2 separate regions of the Mus musculus genome follow, and region 1 is linked to region 2. Evidence: chromatin loops called from intact Hi-C (ENCODE). Cell type or tissue: gastrocnemius. All regions are shown on one strand. Links, peaks and the distances in the headings refer to the core of each region. The heading gives the core; the rest is flanking DNA.

What was found. Peaks named below come from ENCODE experiments on the same cell type or tissue, not always from the same donor. Only the 100,000 strongest peaks of a DNase experiment are listed, where the experiment ranks them.
Region 1: it touches region 2 in a loop (3-fold over the local background); 3 of 42 quality-filtered maps call a loop at or near these places.

Annotation. Positions count from the first base shown.
Region 1 is chr12:103,556,600-103,567,311 of GRCm38, forward strand. Ppp4r4 (protein phosphatase 4, regulatory subunit 4) reads left to right here. Exons shown (of 25, transcript NM_028980.3): 3 at 1,769-1,871. Among named protein-coding and RNA genes, the nearest start is that of Ppp4r4, 29 kb to the left of the region's middle. In gastrocnemius, for the core only: no CTCF peak of the experiment used is centred there; no DNase peak of the experiment used is centred there.
Region 2 is chr12:103,493,351-103,504,062 of GRCm38, forward strand. No RefSeq gene overlaps it. Among named protein-coding and RNA genes, the nearest start is that of Ppp4r4, 34 kb to the right of the region's middle. In gastrocnemius, for the core only: a CTCF peak has its summit at 6,104 (motif pointing right); a DNase peak (open chromatin) is centred at 5,586; H3K4me3 peaks cover 442 bases; H3K27ac peaks cover 2,280 bases.

The sequences.
Region 1 (10,712 bases), core at 2,937-7,936, 63 kb after region 2:
CAATACTCACACCTATGTCACAACAGTAGTGTATTTGCTTATGTGGCTGATATAATACATTATCAGAAACCTGGTAACATGAAACAAGGTATACTGTTTTTGTAGTTCTGTTGACCAGAAGCCCCAAATCAAGACATTGGTGGAATTCTACGGATGTATCCATTTCTATTTCTGTGGTCAGATTCCCTCCCCTGTCCTGAGTAGCTCTTTGTCCACTGGTGTTTCTAGATCTAGATAATCTAGGATGATCTTTTTATCTCAGGATCCTTCTAAAAATTAAGAATACCCCACACACCTCCAGGGTTAGGATGTAGGTATATTTTTAGGCATTACCTTGCAACCTGGGACAAGTGCTTTTTTTGACCTTTAGTTCCCATCTTCTGGCTATCTTCCTAGGTTAGCATAGTTCCCTACTTCATGTGACTCTTTTCTTTCTTAAGAACAGTGAGATGATTGCGACACCATGTTTTTCATAGTCTGCAGTGCTGCCTCAGGACAAGACTTGCTACACGGCAGAGCAGCTTCATTCACAACGAGACTGTGCTTCTTATGACAGACCTGCACAATTCTGAAGAAACAAAAATATTACCTAAAAACGATCTGAATGCCTTATATTTAAAGCTCACGTACATTTCATAAAGCCATGAATAACTCCTGCTGCAGTTACTTTTCTGTTGCTATGATAAAACACTACCAAAGAGTTTCCAGGTTCAGAGGCTTAGAGTCCATCACCATAATGGTGGGGAGCATATGGGCAGGCAGGTAGACATGGCGCTGGAACCATAGCTGAGAGCTTACTTCTTGAAACACAACCTTGAGGCAGAGGGAGACTCAGAGTGGCTCATTTGAAACTCAAAGCCCACTTCCAGTGACACACCTTCTCCAACAAGGCCACATCTTTCCCAAATAGCCTCTTCAAGTGGGGACCAAGTATTCAAATAATGAGCCCTCAGGTCCATTCCCCTTCAGATGACCACAGTTCTACTTGAATATAAGTAAGAATAATTTTAATTTATTAAAAATATGTAACAATGTTTGCCATCAGCATTTAATGCGTTTGGTGGCTGTTCAGCACAGGTGTGATTTTACTCCATACTTGACATGCTTACAGAACTTGTGTTGCTCAGGCTATACTTGAAAGAAGTGTTTGTAGTTCATGGAATTATTTTCCAGAAGAATTTTAATACTTTCCAAAAGTATTTAGGCCTCTAGAATACCACAAAGGTTATTTTTGGGAAAAAAGCCTCAATACATGTTATACCAAAAAGTTATTTATATAAAATGTCCTAGTAGCCTGTTAGAGAATTGAGTGTATCTTTTAGAAGTTTCTTGCAATTAATGGAACCAGTTTATACAAGTCATTACAGTGTATGCAAAATTGTGTTTTTACCTATGGTATTTTAATTGTTGCTGTGATTATTATTTTACTATTTTATCATAATGCATTTATATCATTTACATATTTTATAAAGTATAGCAAACAGATTACAGATAAAAATATAATAGAATTTTGAAGTATTAGTAAGATTGTTAACACTTAATGACATGCATATAGACAGGAATTCTTACTTTAGCATAACTGTAATGTCTAATGTATTTGTTATAAGATTTATTTAAGAAAATTTTATTTCTGGTTTTATTTTTATATCAACAATATATTTAAAACATTGTAAGGAAGTCATTTAAAGCAGTAATTTTTCAAATTAACCCATTAAATTGAAAATTTAGCTCTTAATTTTACATTTAAAATTTGCATTTTCCTTGTAAGTGCTGGTCAAGATGTCCAAGGAGCCAGTGTGATTGCAAACCTTCCATTTTTGATGCGACAGAATCCTACTGAGACACTTCGGAGAGTCTTACCCAAAGTCAGAGTAAGTTGGTATGAAGTAAGATTTCAATTTCTTTTTTTCCCCCTCTAATAGCATGTTTGTCAATATTGAGAGAAAATGTCAGAGCTTTCATTGCTGGTCTTTCCCCTGCTAATAGAGTAGAAGTGTTATTATGTTTGTTTGAGTTATGATAAAATATCTAGGAAAATTAGTTGTAAAGAGTTCCTTGATGATATTCAAGAAAGACATTTTAAAGGTAGATTCTTAAGAGCCTAAGATGTAACTATCTTTATAAAATTATAGATACATCACTTGGTATTATTTTCATTTTTTTCAAAAATTAGTACAGTAATTTTATGTCTACATTACCAATAATAATTTAACCAAGATCCTGCATGACCAGCCTGTGGGGACTTCTGAAGACTCATCATATGGAGTGTATTATGGTTGATCACAATTTTAATTTATATTTATTCCTTCCTAGATATTTTCAGAATTAGCTTCTTGCTGTGATCATAAATGTTTTCTCTACTATTACATTTTTTCTCTAAGTTCATACTGCCCATTGGTTGTTAATAATCCATGCTATATATTTAATGACTAGTATTTATTATTTATTTGTACCTGTGTGCAAAGAACTCTTTTTTTTGAAGCAAGTATTTTGTGAGCAATGCAGATAGCAGTCTTTGTGTTGAATTCTCCTGCATCTTAACCACTAATGGGGTCAGAGGTTGCCTGCTATTGGAGATAATATTGGCTAGGAATGAATTTTATTTACTGCCCCTCCATTTTCCATTTGGTTATAGCTGTTTACAAATTAATTTATACATTTTTAAAAATCATAATCATTGGCATATCTTTGAGGTTTGCTTTATGGCATTATATATAGCATGGTCCCAACTACTGTCATTTTTATAAGGAGCCCACATGTCTACAAGACGATATGGGGCTTTACTGTGTACTATGGTGATTCATGAGTGTATTGAGTTTTGCTATGTCTCTTTTCCCAGAATCATGCTGAGTTTTGAAGTGAGTAAGTTTAAGTTTATACAGATCAAGTCTACTTGTAAATTCAATTTTGGTAGTGTTAACTGACCCAACATTGCTATCATGACACCGGGAGGTACAGTTAAATGGTAGAATCATCTTGGCTAGGGAGTTAATATAAGTAAGAAAATTAAGTTTAAAGTAAAAAACACCAAACATTCTGCACACTGTGTTGAGTTGGCTAAGTGTGGTCTACAGAGAGCAGACTGAGTATCCAAGGTGAATGCCTGGTTCCCAGAGAGGTCGGAGGAGGTTAGTATTAGGATCCTGAGACTGGAGTTCTAGTTTTAAGCTGCCATATATGTGGCTTCAGGGAATTGAATCCAGGCCCTCTGGAAGAACAGCCAGTACTTGTAGTTGCTGAGCCATCTCTCCAGCTCCTAGCATCCAGACATAAAAACAAGAATGAAGAATGAAAGGTAGAAAGCAGCAATCTTTACAGGTTCTGCCAAAATTCTGCTGATGTGTTCATAGTAGGCAAGTGACTAACTCCTAAGAAACTTGCATATGTTCAAGAAACTCTGGGTTCAATTCAGTCCCCAGCACCAAAACACCTCCTCTTAAACAAACAGAGAATATGCATTCATTTCATTTATGCAGTATATTGATACAGTTTCAAATGTATCTTCTGAAACTATAAGGTATGCTTGAGTTATGCAAGATACTTTTGTTTTTTGAGCCAGGGTTTCTCTGTGTAGCTCTGGCTGTCCTGGGACTCTCTTTGTAGACCAGGCTAGCTTCTAATTCCATTTGCCTCTGCCTTCTGAGTACTGGGATTAAAGGTGTGTGCCATCATGCCCAGCTGAAGATATGGTTTCAATGCAGAACATTAATGGTTAATTGGATTCAAAACTAATGCCCATTAATGAATGTAAGAAAACCTTTTTTTAAATTACTGAATGATTTTCATGTAAGTGTGTATGTATGTATGTCAGGGTCTCATGTAGCCCAGGCTGGTTTGTAACTCAGTATGTAGCTTAGGATGACCCTGAACTTCTGCTGATCCTCCTGCCTCCACCCCTCATGTACTAGTATTCGAGATTACATCATCATCCCCAGTTTATGTGGTAGTATTGGGGCTCAAACCCGGGGTTCCATTCGAGCCAGGCGAGCACTCTGCAGCTAAGCTATAGCCCCAGCTTTTTATTCTTTTTTAAGGTTGACTAGTAAGCAACTGTTTACTAGGGTCTTCATCTCTCTTGCCCATACAATTTGAAGGAGTTACAAAAAAGGTAGAAGGGTCTCAGGTGGGAGACACCACATCAGGAAAGTCCATAAGCCACACAGATGGATGAAGGGGCACGGCATGGTCCAGAATCACTGTGTGGCTCTGATTTTGCATAGGAACATTTGAGTGAAGCACAGAAGATAGACTTAGCTGGACAACAGTGATGACAGTGCTTTCTAAACAGCTTCCTACACAGTCAAAGATGGCCAAACAGTTACCAGTGCATTTTCACTGGTGAAACTATGCCTATTTGCAGATGATTCTGAAATCACTGTGCTCAGAGAGCATCAACACTTACTGGTACTTCAGGCTGGCACATTTTCAGGTCTGCCTGGCTTCTTCCAGTGATTACTTCTCAGTGATAAGCTGTGATAAGATTTTTCTCATAGTCACTCTGTTCACCTTGCCATCCTGCTGACTTCTTAGTTAATTTTGTGGTAAAACCACATTGTATGCCAGAGTGAGCGAGCACTTAGTAATAATGACATTTACAATCACTTGTATTTATTTACTGAGCACTGCTTGCCAGGTCTGAGGCACAGTTGTAATCACTGAAGTAGAGATGAATAAAAGTCAGTGAACTTGTTCTCTAGGAGGCTGTAGTGCAGAGGTGACCCAGACTTCAACAAGTAATCAAAGGAAAGGCTGACTGTCACTTGTGATAAGTGCTAAATGATGAGTGTAAAACAAACAGGGACACTGAGACAAAGTAGTAAAGTTAACAGGAGACCTTCTATGCACTGGAGCTCACTGTGGCCAAGCAGCAGCAGGTGGCCTGAGATGCAAGAGCCTGGTGAAACAGCCGAAAGTGTAGTTGGGGCTAGTGGGGGGCGGGGTGGAGTATGAACAGAGACCAGGCTGGACTAATTAACATCAGTGACATTGGATTTGAGGACAGTGGAAAGCTATTGGAGACGTTGAACATCAGAGTTACCATCTATTCACATTGTGTGGCCAGTTTGATTAGTGTGTAGATGAGAATGGGGCAGTTAGGAAGCTCTGGTCCTGGGCCTCTAAGAGTCAGTGGCAGGCTGGATTAACATGGGGAACTAAAGCAGTGGAGCAGTGAGCATGGATGTCTCCGATACAGTTATTAGAGGGAACAGAATTCCATAATGGATTGGAATGGATGAATTCCAAATGGATTGGGGTGGGGAGCAGCATCCTGATGGTTGGTGTGGGCATTGGGGTGGTTTTCAGTGTGTGAGGAGATGGTCTGTGTTGAGTGCACAGGTGGCAATAATCTGAGTCCTTGCTAATATTGGTCTTTCATGATTCACTTTGAGTATCTCATGCAGGAAGTAAGTATTCCCAAGGGCTTTATCACTTCTGTGGCTCCTCCTAGCCAGCTCCCAGAGCTCAGCCCTTACCTTGCTTCACCTAAAAGAACACGAGGAAAAGGGATGTGGGAGGCTTTGCTGGTGGTGCAGGTTATAATATTGTACTGGTGATAATCTTATTTGTTTACTATATTTGCATCTTATCCTTACTACTGGGCCTTAATTAAAATATGCTTTTTTTAAAAAAATGAGGCAACCTATTTTCACTGTTTTAAAGATGAAGGAATTTGGCTTTTTCTTTTCTTTCTTTTTGTTATGTTTTTGTTTGTTTTGAGACAAGGTCTCTCTAGGTAGTCCTGGCTGTCCTCAGATTTTCTATGTAGATCAGGCTGTCCTCAAACTCAAAATACTCCCAATTGCTGGGATCAAAGGTGTGAGCCACATCTAGCTGAGATGAAGAAAATTTGACTTTAAAACAGCAGCAGCTGGGGAGATGATGGTTCAGCAGTTAGGAATGAAAACTGTTCTTCCAGAAAATCTGAGCTTGGCTCTCAGCACCCAGATAAGGTACAGCTACTTTAATTCCAGCTCCAGGAAATCTGATGCCCTCTTCTGGCCTCTGTGGGCACTGAACTCTCACCTGTTCATACACGTGTGTGCATGTGCTCACGTGCGCGCGCGCGGACACACACACACACACAAACACACACAACAATTAAATCTACAAGCAAAATAAGTAAAATATAAAAATTAGGATTATAATTGTACTAGTTTTATTATATTTACAAAATCTCCTTTCAAAACTGGATCCAAAGTGGATGGTAATATGTTGTGTACTTCTCAAGGTAGAATTTAAGTAAGAATCAAGAAAGAAAATAATTTTTGGCTTCCAAAATACTTCAAGATATAGTTATTTAATCATGTTATATAATTTAATCCTATGGTCATTATTTGATCTAGTAATTTTCTACAACTTAATAAATTGAATTCTGAGATATTAGATTTTAATATTGAATTTGTGCTTATGCTATCTGGAAGTGAAGTAATTTTTATTGTCAAGATAAAGATCTTAAAGTCTTTATTCCTTTATAAAATCACAGAAAAAGGTAATATTACACTTGACATATTATAATGGACTCCTTTATATTACAGCACCAAGCAGTTCTTCTTGTTCCTCTTGAATTTTTGAATTCATTTACTTGTTCATTTACTTAAATTTTGTTCCAAAACTATGTCATAATATTATTCAGCAGAAAATGTGCAGTGTCAGGCACAGAGAATAATTATTGTATTTCCTCGGGTCCTATGGGGGTCAGCCACTGTATGCTATTGGATGTTTTATGTGTCTTAATCTCTGAGCCCAAAGGTTCTTTGACACCCATCCCACAGTGGAAGAGACACTAGTTAACCAACTTGCCTACAGCAACGTGTCAACCTCATGATTGGCTGATCTGATTGCAGATCTTTGATGTGTAATTCACTTGTCAGGCCTCAACCACCTTGTCTGGTTACTACAGCAGCTGCACATGGGAACATTTGCTTCTACTTAGCCACCTAGAAGCCACTCACCCAAGAGGACTTGAAGAAATACCAACCAATCGTGTTATATATTCTTATGTGTGAGAATTATTACTTAAGTGGTGAAATGAAGTGACAGAATGCTGTCCCCTTCACTTCCCCTCCCCTTATCCCCAAGAATCAAGCTGGGAAACTGTAAATGTTACCTTAATTTAGAACAAGGTAATTTCAAAATGTGCTTAAATCTGGAGATAGTGATATTGTCTTGGGTCATTTAGATGGGGCCCCAATGTCAACACATGTCTCTTAGTAGAAGAAACTAGAAGATGAAGGAGTGGGAAAGACAGCAGTGAAGACAGAGAAAGATGCAGAAAGCCAAGAAGTGACACCACAGTAGCCTGTGGCAGGAATGTGGCACTGAACATTTTGGTCTGAGTAATACTGCTTTACCACATCTGCCTTCTAGAACTATGGGAGAGTACATTTCTGTTGTTTTAATGCATCCAGCTGAGAGTAAGCTAAAGCAGATCACTTTTCAAAGCTTCCTGCCATGTCCTTTTTGACCCTGGCACCTACCAATCTTTCCATAAAAGCAGAAATCTTTGTTACCCTGGCTTGTCATTTTGTCCCCAGAGTCTGGACTGGCATTTAGAAAGAACAGGCACTCACAGTCAACTTTACAAAGACTGTGTTCTGAGAGAGTCAGTGTCTACTTGAGGGACCCATGCTGTGCTTGACTTGCTGGCCTGATGCTGCAGACCCTTTTGGTCTCTATCTGCATAGAACAGGGTCTCTGGTTGCAGGTGGACAAGGAGTCAGCAAATGACAGGCAAAATCAACACAAGAGGTTGTGTAGGATCTGAATGTATTGTCACCAAGTGAACACAAGTCTTATATAATGCAGAAAATAAAAGGGGTAGGAAGTCACAGCAGGCAAAGTACATTGAAGTTACCTGACACAAAACAAAGGAATGACTTCAAAGGGACTTACAGGAACCAGGTAATATTTACAGTAAAGATAAAACTGTCCTACCTAGGGTCAGCTTAATGAAAGGTAAGGATTTCACACCCTAGTCACAATTTGTGCTACTCCTTTGAACCTTGTGAAAGCTAGCACCAGGGGGGTCTGCTCTAGCAGATCTTCTCATGAATAATGCAATACCACAATCCCCCTATTTCCTAGGCCTTGATAAATTCTCCTATGAGTGTAACTTGGCTGTTCTTTTAAGTATCTGTGGAGAATCTCCATTTGTCCAAAGAATTCACCAACTTGCTTCTAATATGCAATGTAGCCTATTATACCTGGCTGTAGTGAAGATTCCTGTCTCAGTGGGATTCCTTAACTCTTACATCATAACCAGCCTATTAGCTAAGCCATTGTGTATTCCCTTGTTTGGGTGAGACTGGCTACTGTCCTAAGTAATCACTGCAGACTAGCCCTGAGCTATTCCAGCTCCATTCTTTGTAATGCATAGTTAGTTTCACTGTTTCTACTAGAAGAAAATTTGAATATTACTGAATAGATAGCCTTCTCACTGAATTCCAAGCTCATCTGCTTCAAGGATTTTCTATGACGTTGGAACACTGGTGGAGGCTTACCTATGTCAGAATTCAATCTTTAGTGGCACTTATAATAAAATAATACTAAAAGAGAGCACGTGGATCCATACACCAGACTAACTCTGGGATATGGTATGAGTATACAGGTTATGAGAACGCCTGGTTCCAGGAGGTTAAGTTTCCTTGAAACTCTTTGCCTCATGAGTGCTTCCAGGCCTCTTGGCCTGCCAAGCAGACTTCACTGGAGTGTGCGTAGCAGCCTGACTCACTGAAGCGTTCTTGAGTGAGTCAGCACTGTTGGTATCTGTAACACTGACTTGTGCACTCAGAGAGACACTTTACAGGGGTGGGAGGGGAAGGTGAAGTACAGAACAGAAGACGACAGAGACACGGGCTATTAAACCAATATGAAAATTATTTAAAGTTGGGAGATGTTATATAGCAATATTTTGATTCAGAAAAAAACCTACAACTTTCGCTGTTACTACTATTTGTGACATTATTTTCCTGAGTTAGTTGATACAGTAAGAAAATACCAGAACTATCATCCAGCTGAATGAAACAGCATTTTATACTGGGTACAGACAGATTCTTAAATGATCTCATTTTGAAATTTGAATAAAAAGCATTTACTTTGCAAATAAAGGTATTTGTCAATGAAGAGCTGCATGTGTTTTAAAAAGCCTCTTTGGAAGTAGCACAGTTGAATGGTCAGTAAGGATCACTCACTGTGGAGCAGGTGCTGTGTGTTGTGCCTTAGATACATTCTCTCAACAATTGTCAGCGCTATCCGATTTCAAGCTGACAGATGTAACTTAAATCTCACTGTTTGACTGTAATGTTAGGTTTGTAAGAAGAATGGAAGAATGTAATTGATTTTGATAGTGCTCTGAAAAATAAAAACAGCCTTAGCTAAGGATTGAACGAGTACAAGTGAGCAATACAGACTCCTTTCTTCTTTGGTCTGCATCTCAGAAAATGTTTCTCTCTTCCTCGCTGTAGTTGCCAATTTCTGAGATAAAAGTTTAAATTCTGAGAAAAGCAAGAGGGTTTTATGAAAGCAGCATAATTATACATCTTAAGCAGAACATGATGTTCTAGGACCCCTGCAGGTCACAGACAGCCTGTGGTGGAGCATAGCATTCCATTGGCTGACACTGATTGCAGGCAGGGAAAGAGGAGAGGGGAAGATTCCCACAGTGGCATGAGGTTAATGGAGGTTCCCAGCGTCAGGGTAAGAATCAGCCAGGAAGGAGGAAGCTTTCTGGTCTAGAGGTATAGAGTTATAGAAGAGTCACCCGGTTCTCCACGAAGGAAAATGGATACAGCTGCAACTGGAGGAATCGCAGCAGGAACACACAGTGGAGACTGCTCTTTTTGTTTTATAGTGCAAAATAAAATGTTGCCGACCATAGTCATTCAAGGATAGTGTCTGCATTATGATTGTGCATTTAATGTTTGTTTATATTTAAGGACAAAATAGATTGGCATTACTAATTACTTCATAGTAATAAAGTTCTATGGAAACATTTATACGTATGTAGATTGGGCATAAAGGAAGAATCATATAAGGAAGACAATTATTTTTTTCTTTTGTGACCGGGCCTGACTTAGCCCAGGCTGGTCTCAGATTGTCTATACATTGAAGGATGGATCTATGTCTTGAACCTCTGATCCTTGTGCCTCATCCTGCCACCCCCAAGTGTCACAATTACAGGCATGTGTCACCACACTCAGCAGTTAATATCTTTCACGAGATTTAAAGTTTGATTTGTGTTTCATAAAATTCAAGTAGAGAGCAATGTTCTTATATTTGCTTCTTGGCCATTTTACCATCCATCCTGCCTGTAATAAAAAAAAGAACTGAATCTTCTGAAATTCTTTTAAATGTGCAGTTGAGCTTAAAAGAATAAAAAACAATCCCCTGGGCTGAAAAGGGTTTCTAAAACTAGGTTAGCCTCTAAATGCACGTGCTCGTGTCTTTGCTACAGCCTGTCAGAGGCGATCACAAGACTGCCACAGGAGTTGACTCTCAAGAGCAGGATGATGCTGAGTCGGGTATAGGGACACTGGCTTGCCTGTTTGCTTTACTATAGACTCTGTGTTGCTCTGGCTAGGCTTGCTCTCACAATACCTATTTTCTGAGCACCAGTTCAGATGTGCCACCATATCTGGAGGTGGCTCGACTTTTAACAGAATTTTACAGGTTGCAGGATAGAGTCTGTATCAGGTTGGGATAACTCACAACTT
Region 2 (10,712 bases), core at 3,175-8,174:
GGGAATTTGGAAGGAGAGAAATTACAGAGACAGTCAACCAGCTAGCTGGACCTGTAGCTGGACCTGCAATGAACCACGCAGAGCCGTGAAGTAGCCACAGTCTGAACTGAACGTGGGATGAGTTGGGGAGAAAGATGATCGTCTAAGAAGAAAGGCGACAAACGTTCCCAGAGAAGCCAGAGTGCTAAGAAAACCCTTTCTGTTCTCTCTCTCTCTCTCTCTCTCTCTCTCTCCGAGACAGGGTTTCTCTGTGTAGCCCTGGCTGTCCTGGAACTCACTCCCTGAACTCAGAAATCCGCCTGCCTCTGCTTCCCAAGTGCTGGGATTAAAGGCGTGTGCCACCACTGCCCGGCCCTTTCTGCCTTCTCATTGCTGGTCAGCCCTGAGGTGTGGGAGGCTCCTGGTGGTTCATCTTCACTGTCAACTTGACTGGATTGAAGTCACCTAGGAGTCTCTCTCTCTCTCTCTCATATGGTGTGTGTGTGTTCTAGAAGTGTGGGTCTAAGAAGGGAGACAAGCCCTGAACGTGGTGACATCATCCTCTTAGGGCCTGGATCCCACGCTGAATAGACAGTAGAAAGAAGAGAACATGAGCCGAGTGCTGGTGTTTGTCAATCTGCTTCCTGACTGTGGATGCCACGTGACCAGCAGCCTCATGCTCCCACCACCAATGCCAGCCCAAGCCATGACGGACTGCCCTTTCCTTGTGGACTAAGCTAAACCCTTCCTTCCTTAACTTCCCGTTGTCAGACATCTTGTTATAGCAATGAGAAAAGTAACGAGCGCGGCTCCTCAACTGTATTAGCTATGCTGTGTACATCTCAGGCCACCAGAGCCCTACCAAAGCTCTTCCTGGTGGCCACTCTTCATTCCTCATTCATTCATTCATTCATTCATTCATTCATTCATTCATTCAGAAAACACTGATACTTTCTACGTGTAAAATGCTGCTCCAGGTGTAGAGAAAAGAGCAGTGAAGGAGGTGAAATCTTTGCTGTCACATCCAAGAGATGGTCATTAAACCAACAAACAAAAACACAACCTACCTGAAGGTGCCAGGGCTCTGAAGACAAGCCGAGGAAGAAGACTATGTTTGCTGCAGTGTGAGTTGCTGTGTTAATAGAGTCTGAGTCCGTTTGTGCTTCTGTAACAAAATACCTGGTTAATTCATGAGGAAGAGAAGTTGATTTCTCCACCTGGGGAGTCCAGTTCAAGTTTAAGTCGGAGCCAATTAACATTTAGCACCTGAAGTCTGTACCTTAGAGGGGGAGAAACACTGCCGCCTCGTGGTGGGAGGCAGAAATGCAGCAGAGTCCAACAACTCCATTGAGCCCTTTCAGAAAGCCACCTAACCCCGCTCACCACAGAGGAGTCCTCCTGTCCCCATTGCCTATCAAAGGGCCCGTCTCTCATTGCTATCACAGTGGCAGCAGCTGGCTGACTCTTGGAGAGGACACATTCAAACAGCAGACGCTAACAGGTCAAGAAGGTTCTGGCCTTGAGTCACAACCTGAAGGAACTACAGAGGCACAGGGAGTCATAGAGCATGTTCAGGTCAAACATTCCATGGAGGGAACGGCAGGCCCAAAGACCCTGAGGGAAATGGGGCTAAAGGGCGGTATCAAGTGTGGCCAGGATGTAGAATGAGACTCTGAGTGGCCAGGGGAGCATGGTGGGTCATGTCCGTCATATACAGAATATGGACACTCAAAAGGTTTAAGCTGATGTCGTGCTCTGAATTACTTATTTTTAAGAGAATAGCTAGGCCTTGAGTTGCCTATGGTTGCCTAGGGCATCCTGGGGTTTGGGGAGACCCATCTGGGACTCAGCCTGCAAACGCTTCCCTGGACTGCTGGGCCTCTGTGCTGGATTGTGTGGGCCCAGGGGCTCGGTTTGCTTTGGCTTATGCTACCTGGAAAAATGGAACCTCAGTCAGAACAGGCTGGTGTGGGTTCCAGCCACTCAAGTTGTTTTGTGAGTTTCGTCTTCTTTCCCCTGTGAGACAGAGAGTAGGCATTTGTGCTTAGAGGGAGGAACCCCAAGGGAAGCTGAGGCAGGAGGAAGAGGGGGCTGCAGTTGCCTAGGCTGGAGGCTTATACCCAGTCAGTGATCAGTCATGGGACCTGCCCAGTGTCTACTAGTTATACAATGGGAGCTGTCCTCAAACCCACAATTCCACCCACCTCCCCCAAAGTATTGACTCTCTGGGTCATTAAAGCGCAATGTCACTGTCCCACTTTTGGGGGATTTGCATATTGAATAGTTGTGATTTGCAAGTCTGGATTCAGGTAGAGGTGGTTGGGGAGAGCTCTGGCAACTCCAAGAGCTGCCTCTGTCCTGTGTAAAGGGAGGATGGAGGCCCATTCTGTCCTGTGGGTGTGGGGACCTCTATGAACCAGATTTTCTGAATTTTGAAGAGGAGAGAAGTCTTACAGGAAGAAGTATTGTACTGGCTAGTTTTGTGTCAACTTGACACAGCTGGAGTTATCACAGAGAAAGGAGCTTCAGTTGAGGAAATGCCTCCATGAGATACATTAAGGCATTTTCTCAATTAGTGATCAAGGGGGAAAGGCCCCTTGTGGGTGGGACCATCTCTGGGCTGGTAGCCTTGGGTTCTATAAGAGAGCAGGCTGAGCAAGCCAGGGGAAGCAAGCCAGTGAAGAACATCCTTCCATGGCCTCTGCATCAGCTCCTGCTTTCTGACCTGCTTGAGTTCCAGTTCTGACTTCCTTTGGTGATGAACAGCAGTATGGAAGTGTAAGCTGAATAAACCCTTTCTTCCCCAACTTGCTTCTTGGTCATGATGTTTGTGCAGGAATAGAAGCCCTGACTAAGACAAGCATTGTCAAACACAATAGGACCGGAAGACAGCTCTGTTGGTAAAGCGCTTACGTTATAAACACGAAGACTAAAACCCACATAAAAAAGCCAGGTGTGACGATACACACTTGGCATCCCAGAGCCAGAGAGGTGGAGACAGGTAGGGATAGCCAACCTAGCTTCCTTGAAGAGTTTCAGGTTAATGAGAGACAACGTGTGAAAAATAAAACACAGCCAGGCAGTGAGGGCTCAAGCCTTTTATCCCAGCACCTGGGAGGCCAAGGCAAGTGGATCTGTGAGTTCGGCCAGCCTGGTCTATATATAGAGCAAGTTCCAGGATGGCCAGGGCTACACAGAGAAACCCAGTCTTGAAAAAACAAAACCAACCAACCAACCAACCAACCAACCAACCAAACTAAAGCAAACAAAATAAAAACAGGTGGATGGCACCTGAAAAACAATATCCAAAAGGTGCCCTCTAGCTACACACTATACACACACACCCCGCAACAAGCGCATTGTGGGTAGTTCAACCTCAGAGAAACATGGCTTATAGGTCACCAAACTGGGGCTCTGGTGTTCCGCCAGGGTGAGATACCTCCCTCACCTTTGGACTAATGAGACTGGCTTGTTGAAGACTCCCTTTGTGTCCTCTCTGTCCTCAGGAATCATGCGGTGCTTTCAGTGGCTGGGGAATATCTCAGGATACCAGGGGGTTATTAGAACCCACATCTGATCTGCGTTTATCTGCTCATTCAGCTCCTATAAATGGATGGTGCTCACACCCAGCCATTTCGCATGAGCAGTGACACTAAGCCTTCCCAGGAAGCGTGTGGAACAGCATTGGCTGGGTACCAGGTGACCTGGAATAGTCAGTGGTGACCCATTTTCCCACTTTATTAACCTATAAAAGATGTTGTCATGGAAAGTGAATCCCAAGCCGCAAGCCCTCATTTGCACAGCCACCTGTCCTGATGCTTCCATTCCTCTGCCAAAATCCTGTCACCTGCTGTCCCGGCTTTCCTGAGGGGAAAGTGATTCTTGGCTCCAGGAATACATGGGGCCACCCTTTCCCAATGCCACCATCTTGGATCCAAGGACTGGATCCAGGCAAGGAACAGAGATGTCCGAGGCGCTCTCCTTGGCTCTCTCTATCCTGGCCTCCTTTCCTCCCTCCATATTTCTTCCATCTTATTTTGTCACACGGACCTACAGTGTTTTAGACTGCAGCAGCCACAAGGATGCTGCTTGATACAGAGTTTCCCAGCTGAGCCTGGCTGGGGTATGGTTCTGGTGATGAGGGTCTAGCTGTGGTGACTTCAGCAGCCCCAAGGCTCACAGATGTTCTGTGGATCTGCTGAGGTGGCCCTGCCCGGTGTTCTAAAGTCCAGCCAGATAAGATTTCTAACAGAGAGACCAACATAGCCTCTTCACAGCGGCTACTAGGCAAGGCAGGCACCCATGAAGACAATTCCTGTATCCACACCCCTTTCAAAGTCACTGCTGCTTTATTCTGACTGATGCTGTAGGATGCAGGCTGAGTACAGCCAGAAGCAATCACACTCAGCATCTTAGCTTTAAAAAAGGTGTGTGTGTGTGTGTGTGTGTGTGTGTGTGTGGTGGGGGTCTGGGGGCCAGAAAATAACCAGTAGGAATCAGGTCTCTCTTCTGACTGTATCCTGGTGATCTGACTCAGGTCAGGCTTAATGGCGAAGAACTCTACCTGCCAAATTATCTTGCTAGTCAGTCAATCAGTCAGTCAGTGCACACATGCGTGTGCATGTATGTAAGGAGGTGGTGGAGAAAGGTAAAAAGGGAAATGCTATACTTAAATTTTAATTTAAAAGAGGGAAGAAAAGACTTGAATGTTATAACAAGACCCACTACTTTGTATGCTAATATAAGAAGTAATTTTAAAAAACTTAATTTAAAAAAAAGGAAAAGTATCTTCCAGAGCTTACCAAATGATTGTCAGAGAGTGTATCCTTAACTTGACTTCCTTGAGCTTGGGAAAGCTCAGAGGGCCAAGCTACCCACCGTACTTGTGAAGATCAGAGGGCGTTTTCTGAGAAATAGCGCCAGCCAGGAGTTAACGCTTTCAGGGTCGGTTCTACCACTCTGGACTTGAAACATCCATTAGAAGGGCCATTAAGCAGCAGCTGTCAGGGCAAGGCCAAGGCTGGGGAAGGGGCCTTTGGGCCATCGCGAAGCTTTTGGTCCATCTGGAGCAGACAAATGAGCCTGTGGCAAGAGGGCTTCACACATTATCTCTGTGATGCTCGCTGCAGACCCATAAAGCTGGTATTTTAAAACCTTGAAGTGGAGTGAAGGCTTCCACCCCTGCCATTTACAAGGGCACCCTCATCCCCGGTCCTAATTACTTGAGTGGACTCTTGTGGAGGACATTTCCCAGCACTGCTGGGGAATTTGGGAACACAGGTCATGCAAGTACCCTTTTCTTCGGGCTACAGTGAGGAGAGTGCTTGGTGGAAGAGCCAGTGTGCTGTGTGTTTCAGTCAATAAATGTATCCACCTGCAGCTCTGTACCCAGGAGGATCTGTGGCCCTGTCTCCCCTTTCTCTCATTGATTTCTGTCCTGGGTCCCCAGCCACCATCTGGGAGACACCCTGTGGCCTGGGACAGATGAAAGCTCTCCAGCTCTCCTAGTACCACCCTGAAGTCTGAGACGCAGGAGTTTGGGTCTTCAGTGGAATCTGGCCAAGGGTTGGCTTGGGAGTCTGTGCCAAGGAGCTCTGGTGACTGGGAAGGGCCAGCGTGGAGGCCAGCAGGGTTGGCAGCAGGAAGCCCTGATCTATTTCTGATCTTCTCCACCATCTCATCTCCTCGGTATCCATTTCCTGCCTGGCCTCCGCCAGCCTTCCCCCACCTCTTGCTTTTCCTTCTCCCAAGGGCTGTGTGCTTGTTCTAAGGGAACCTTGTCTGCGTGTGCTTAAGGAAACTGAGCCTCTGGTGGTTAGTGAAGCCCATGAAGGTCTTCTATGGAGGAGCTGAATTCAAACTAAGAGTGCGAGTCGTCAAACCTCACTTTCATGGTCATGGCTATGCATGTTTGCAAACGTGGCACTCTTCACACAAATTGGGAGAAAATGAAGATTCTGAATGGGGTGTGGGGGTGGGGGTGGGGGGAGGTGGGGCTGTGGTTTCACATCTCTTTTCTTCTCAGACTGTTTAAAGATTTACTTATTGTTGTTTTATGTGTGTGACTATTTTTGCCTGCATGTATATATGAGTACCACGTATGTGCAGTACCAGCAGAGGGCAGAGGAAGGCTTTGGATCCCTTGGAATGCTATGTGGATGGTAGCAAGGAAACCTGGGTCCTCTGCAAGGACAGCGAGTGCTCTTAGCCACTGAGCCATCTCTTCAGCCCTGGATTCTGCAGGTCTCACCAATTCTAAGAAGTTTCTGACATAAATTTTGCCTAGCAAGTATGTGTTGCTTTATCTATCTATCTATCTATCTATCTATCTATCTATCTATCTATCTATCTATCTATCTAAAAAAATACATGTTAAAAAATAATTGTTCTTGGTTCTTACTGTAACCCAGTGAGACTGGCCAGGAGGAGTGAATGCATTTGTGTCTTGTCTTCTTTTTTATTTTGAGACAGGTTCTGTGATGGTTGGAATGAGAATAGCCTCTATAGGCTCGTATATTTGAATTCTTAGTCTCCAGTTGGTGGAACTGTTTGGGAAGGATTAGGAGGAGTGGCCTTGTGGAAGGAGGTGTGGCACTGTGGGGAGGGCTGAGGTTTCAAAAGCCAACACCATTTCCAGTCAGCTCTCTTTATCTGCCTCGTGGTTACTGTCTCAACAATTAAGCACTCAGCCACTGCTCCAGGGCCATGCCCCCTGTCATGATGGTTATGTACTCACCCTGTGAAGCTCTAAGTCCCAATAGACTCTTCCTTCTATGGATTGCCTTGACCGTGCTACTTTGTCACTGTAGTAGCAAAATAACTAAGACAGGATCTGGTGTAGCTTCAGCTGGCTTTGAACTTGCTACGAAGCTGAGGATGACCTTGAACTCCTGACTTTTCTGCCTCTTCCTCCTGACTACTAAGATTAGAGTATAAACCACTATGCCCAGTTTACCCAGAGCTTTGTGCATACCAAGCAAGCACCCTGCTGACTGAGCCATATCCCTCCACATTAATATTTTGTGGGCAGCTTGGCCAAAGTCCAGAGAGTTCAACCATGGTTGCAGTCTCCCCCCCCACCCCCCTGGTGAGCAAGCAACTTCAAGAGAGATCATAGGTAAATGATTCTGGTTCTTGGGCCTGGCCTATCACACTGCTCTCCCTGCAAAGATGCATAAAGTGTGGGCCCAGACTGCCAGACGAGATCCTGTTGCTGTTGCAAACCATCCCAAGTGTTGAATGTCACTTGAAACCTACCTCTGAGAAGCAGCCTTGAGATTGTGACAATTGTTCTATTATTCTGAGGTTCTACTGTTCCTGACCTAGTGAGACACCCCAGTTTTTTTTGTTTTGTTTTGTTTTTGTTTTTTGTTTTGTTTTGTTTTAAAGAACCCTTGGAGACATTTTAAATGTCTGGAGGTGGAGACCACGCACATCATAGAGGACAAAGTTTACTGTTTTCCTGAGCCGAATTGAGTGCACCCGGAGGGCTGTCCTTGGCAGTGAAAGTGGACCAGATAGACGATACAATGAAAGAACAGAGGCTGCTGAGGTCTGCCAGGAGCTCTTCGGTGGAAGAAATGACCGACTCCTTGTAGGAGAACTGTGGGCTGCGCCAAGCACACTGAGCATAGTCAAAAAAGGGGGCCAGGTTGAAGCCAGGTGCTCAACTTCTACATTTCCAATCTGGTAGGACCTGAGCTTTTATCTGCAAAGGCTGCTAGCCTTTGACAAAGGACCATGTGTTCAGGGGTTTAGATCTCAGGGAAGGAAAGAAGAAAGAAAGAAAAACACTGTGTGACAGCTAAGCCCCCAGGCAGCTGAGACTGTCTAGGTTGGAAGGTTGGAAATATGGTAGACTAGCTGGGGAATAGAGGTGCTGGTCCCAAGACTGAGGATGCTGGCCCAGACTTCCCTGCTTGCTGTAAGCAGCCATGAAGTCACAGTTTGGGCCCCTGAACTGTAGTCTTAAGCCATCCACCTGGCTTTATCTCTGTGCCTTCTCGTGGACCAGATCTTATCTGACTTTTCTTAACTAGTTCAAAGGGGATCTGGAGTTAAGAGACCAGGGAGAGATCTGTAAGGTTTCTATTCATCAATGGGTACCAAAGGCCCATGTGGTATAGTTTGGTCCCCAGCCTATGGCAATATTGAGAGCTGGCGTGGAAGTTCTAGATAGTGCCATTAGAGGGAATATTCTCTTTAAGGTGATATGGAATCCCAACTTCCTCCACCCTTCTTCTTCTTTTTTTCTTTTTTTCTTTTTTTTTGGCTTTTTCGAGACAAGGTTTCTCTGTGTAGCCCTGGCTGTCCTGGAACTCACTTTGTAGACCAGGCTGGCCTCGAACTCAGAAATTTGCCTGCCTCTGCCTCCCAAGTGCTGGGATTAAAGGTGTGTGCCACCATGCCCGGCTTTTCTTCCACCCTTCTAAGCACCTGTCATACACCCAAAGCAACATGGCCTTAACCTATTGAAACCATGAGCCCAAAGAAACGTTTCCTCTTTTTAATTTGATTGTCTCAGAGTTACTTCATCAATGCAACCTCTGACGGACACAAAGGGCTACATATAAAAGAAGGCTAAGTCTTGGACATGGCCCCAGGGGTGGGGGTTTAGCACGTTCCAGCAGGCTGTCACCCCATTCAGTCCCTGTGTGGGACAAATACTTTCTTGGTCCTCTATTGAGCTGGCGTTTCTCTCTGCCTTGTGTTTGTCTGACTTTGAGTGCATGTTTGTTGATTGAATGAAGGGATTGAACTGTGCGTGCAAGCTCGCATTGACTTTCTGGTAAATTGGTTCATTTCTTCTCGTCTATAAAACAGGTCCTGGACTTGGCACTGTGTGTTTTTAAAACACCGGGGTATTTGTTTTCTTTCTCGCTGAGCTCTCTTACTGGTTTGGAGAGTGTTGTTTTTGTTTTGTTTTTTAAAATTATCCTTGTGGGTAATAGCACTCTGTGTTTCTCTTGTGAAAAATTTCCCCCACGGCTTCCCCGTCAGGGTCCTCAGATAGCAGAAGCCACAGTACATCACTGACTTAGGCTCTCTCAGCTCTGCTCTGCACAACCTCAGGCATTCTGTAGCTCCAAGTCTAGGAATTTTGACACCCTCACACAGATATACATGTAGGGAAACACCAATGCATGTAAAATAAAAATAAACTATTAAAATCAAACCAAGGACCAGTGACATGACTTAGTGGGTGAAGGTGATTGCTGCCAACCAACTGGGATTTTTTTTGTTTGGTTTGTTTGTTTGTTGTTGTTGTTTTGTGGGTTTTTTTGTTTGTTTTTGTTTTTGTTTTTTGAGACAGGGTTTCTTTGAGTAGCCCTGGTTGGAACTTGCTTTGTAGACCAGGCTTGCCTCAAGCTCAGAAATCTGCCTGCCTCTGCTTCTCTCTCTCTCTCTCTCTTTTTCCGAGGCAGGGTTTCTCTGTGTAAACCTGGCTGTCCTGGAACTCACTCTGTAGACCAGGCTGGCCTTGAACTTAGAAATCTGCCTGCCTCTGCCTCCCAAGTGCTGGGATTAAAGGCATTCGCCACCACTGCCCGGCCTGCCTCTGTTTCTCAAGTGCTGGCCCACCAGGCTGAAAACCAACTTTTGAAAGTTGCCTTCTGATCTCCACATGTTGTTACAGGAAGTCCACCAGAGATGACCACTTGGACACAGTTTATAGCCAGTTGAAAGTCTTTATTCCAACCAGCTGGGATGATATTCAGGGGTTTAGGACCTAAGTGTAGCCCCAGGCACTCAGACCAAGCAGCTTTTAATGGCAAAACTCACCACATCTTGGTACCTTGCTTTACAGGGGGAGGTCTGTACAAGTCGACAGTTTCACGGAAGCTGAGAGAAGTGAGCTTGAAGATCCTGATCTTTGCTTCGTAGAACAGAGTTGGGAACGTTTCCATATGGGATCCTCCATCAAAGAGATTAAATTTTAGTTAAAATTGGAATGGTCTCAGCAAGAAAACAAGATGGAGGGACCTCTGCACTGTCTTGTCCTGATTTGTGTGTATGCACACACATGCGCACATGTGTGCACAGTAAATAAATGTAATGAAACTTTAAATAAATCAAATCAATACTGGTTTGGTGTTGCCACAGTCCAGGTCTGGGCCTGGCTGACTACCAGTTGTGTGATAAGACTGTCTTCCACGTACTGGCCTTGGCTGTTCAGAGCAACTAGACCTTGGAAGTCATACTTTCTCTGCTCAAGGACTTGAGGAGGACACTGTGGCTCTGAAGAGGGGACAGGACAACAACTACCTAGGGATTGGTCACAGGGATGCCTACCCTGCTGTGACAGCCAAACCTTCGTATCAGGATTCTTGCAATGTCCTCTCAGCCACCCCTCACCCTTTTGTTTGCTTTTGCCTTCGGGCACTGTGTGGCCAGAGGACCACTGCATCCCTGTGTCCCAGACACCCTGGTATATATTTCCGGGAACCTTGAGGATAGATATTTAATAGTTTCAAATGTTCTACAATTCCTGCTAATCTATTTAATCTATTTAAAATGACCTTAAAACAAAGACACACCAACCAGAAACACCCAGAAGGATCTCTGGAAGATCTGGGAGCCTGAGGAAACTGTGACCTTTGTCTTCTCGAAGCTTTGTTACGTAATATGGGGAGAGCAGTGTCAGTCAAGGTAAAGCTAGCATTACCATCTTGGGAAATGAGCAGGTGAGACTGATGAAAGGAACATTCATAGAGGTGAGATCAGGTGGAGGG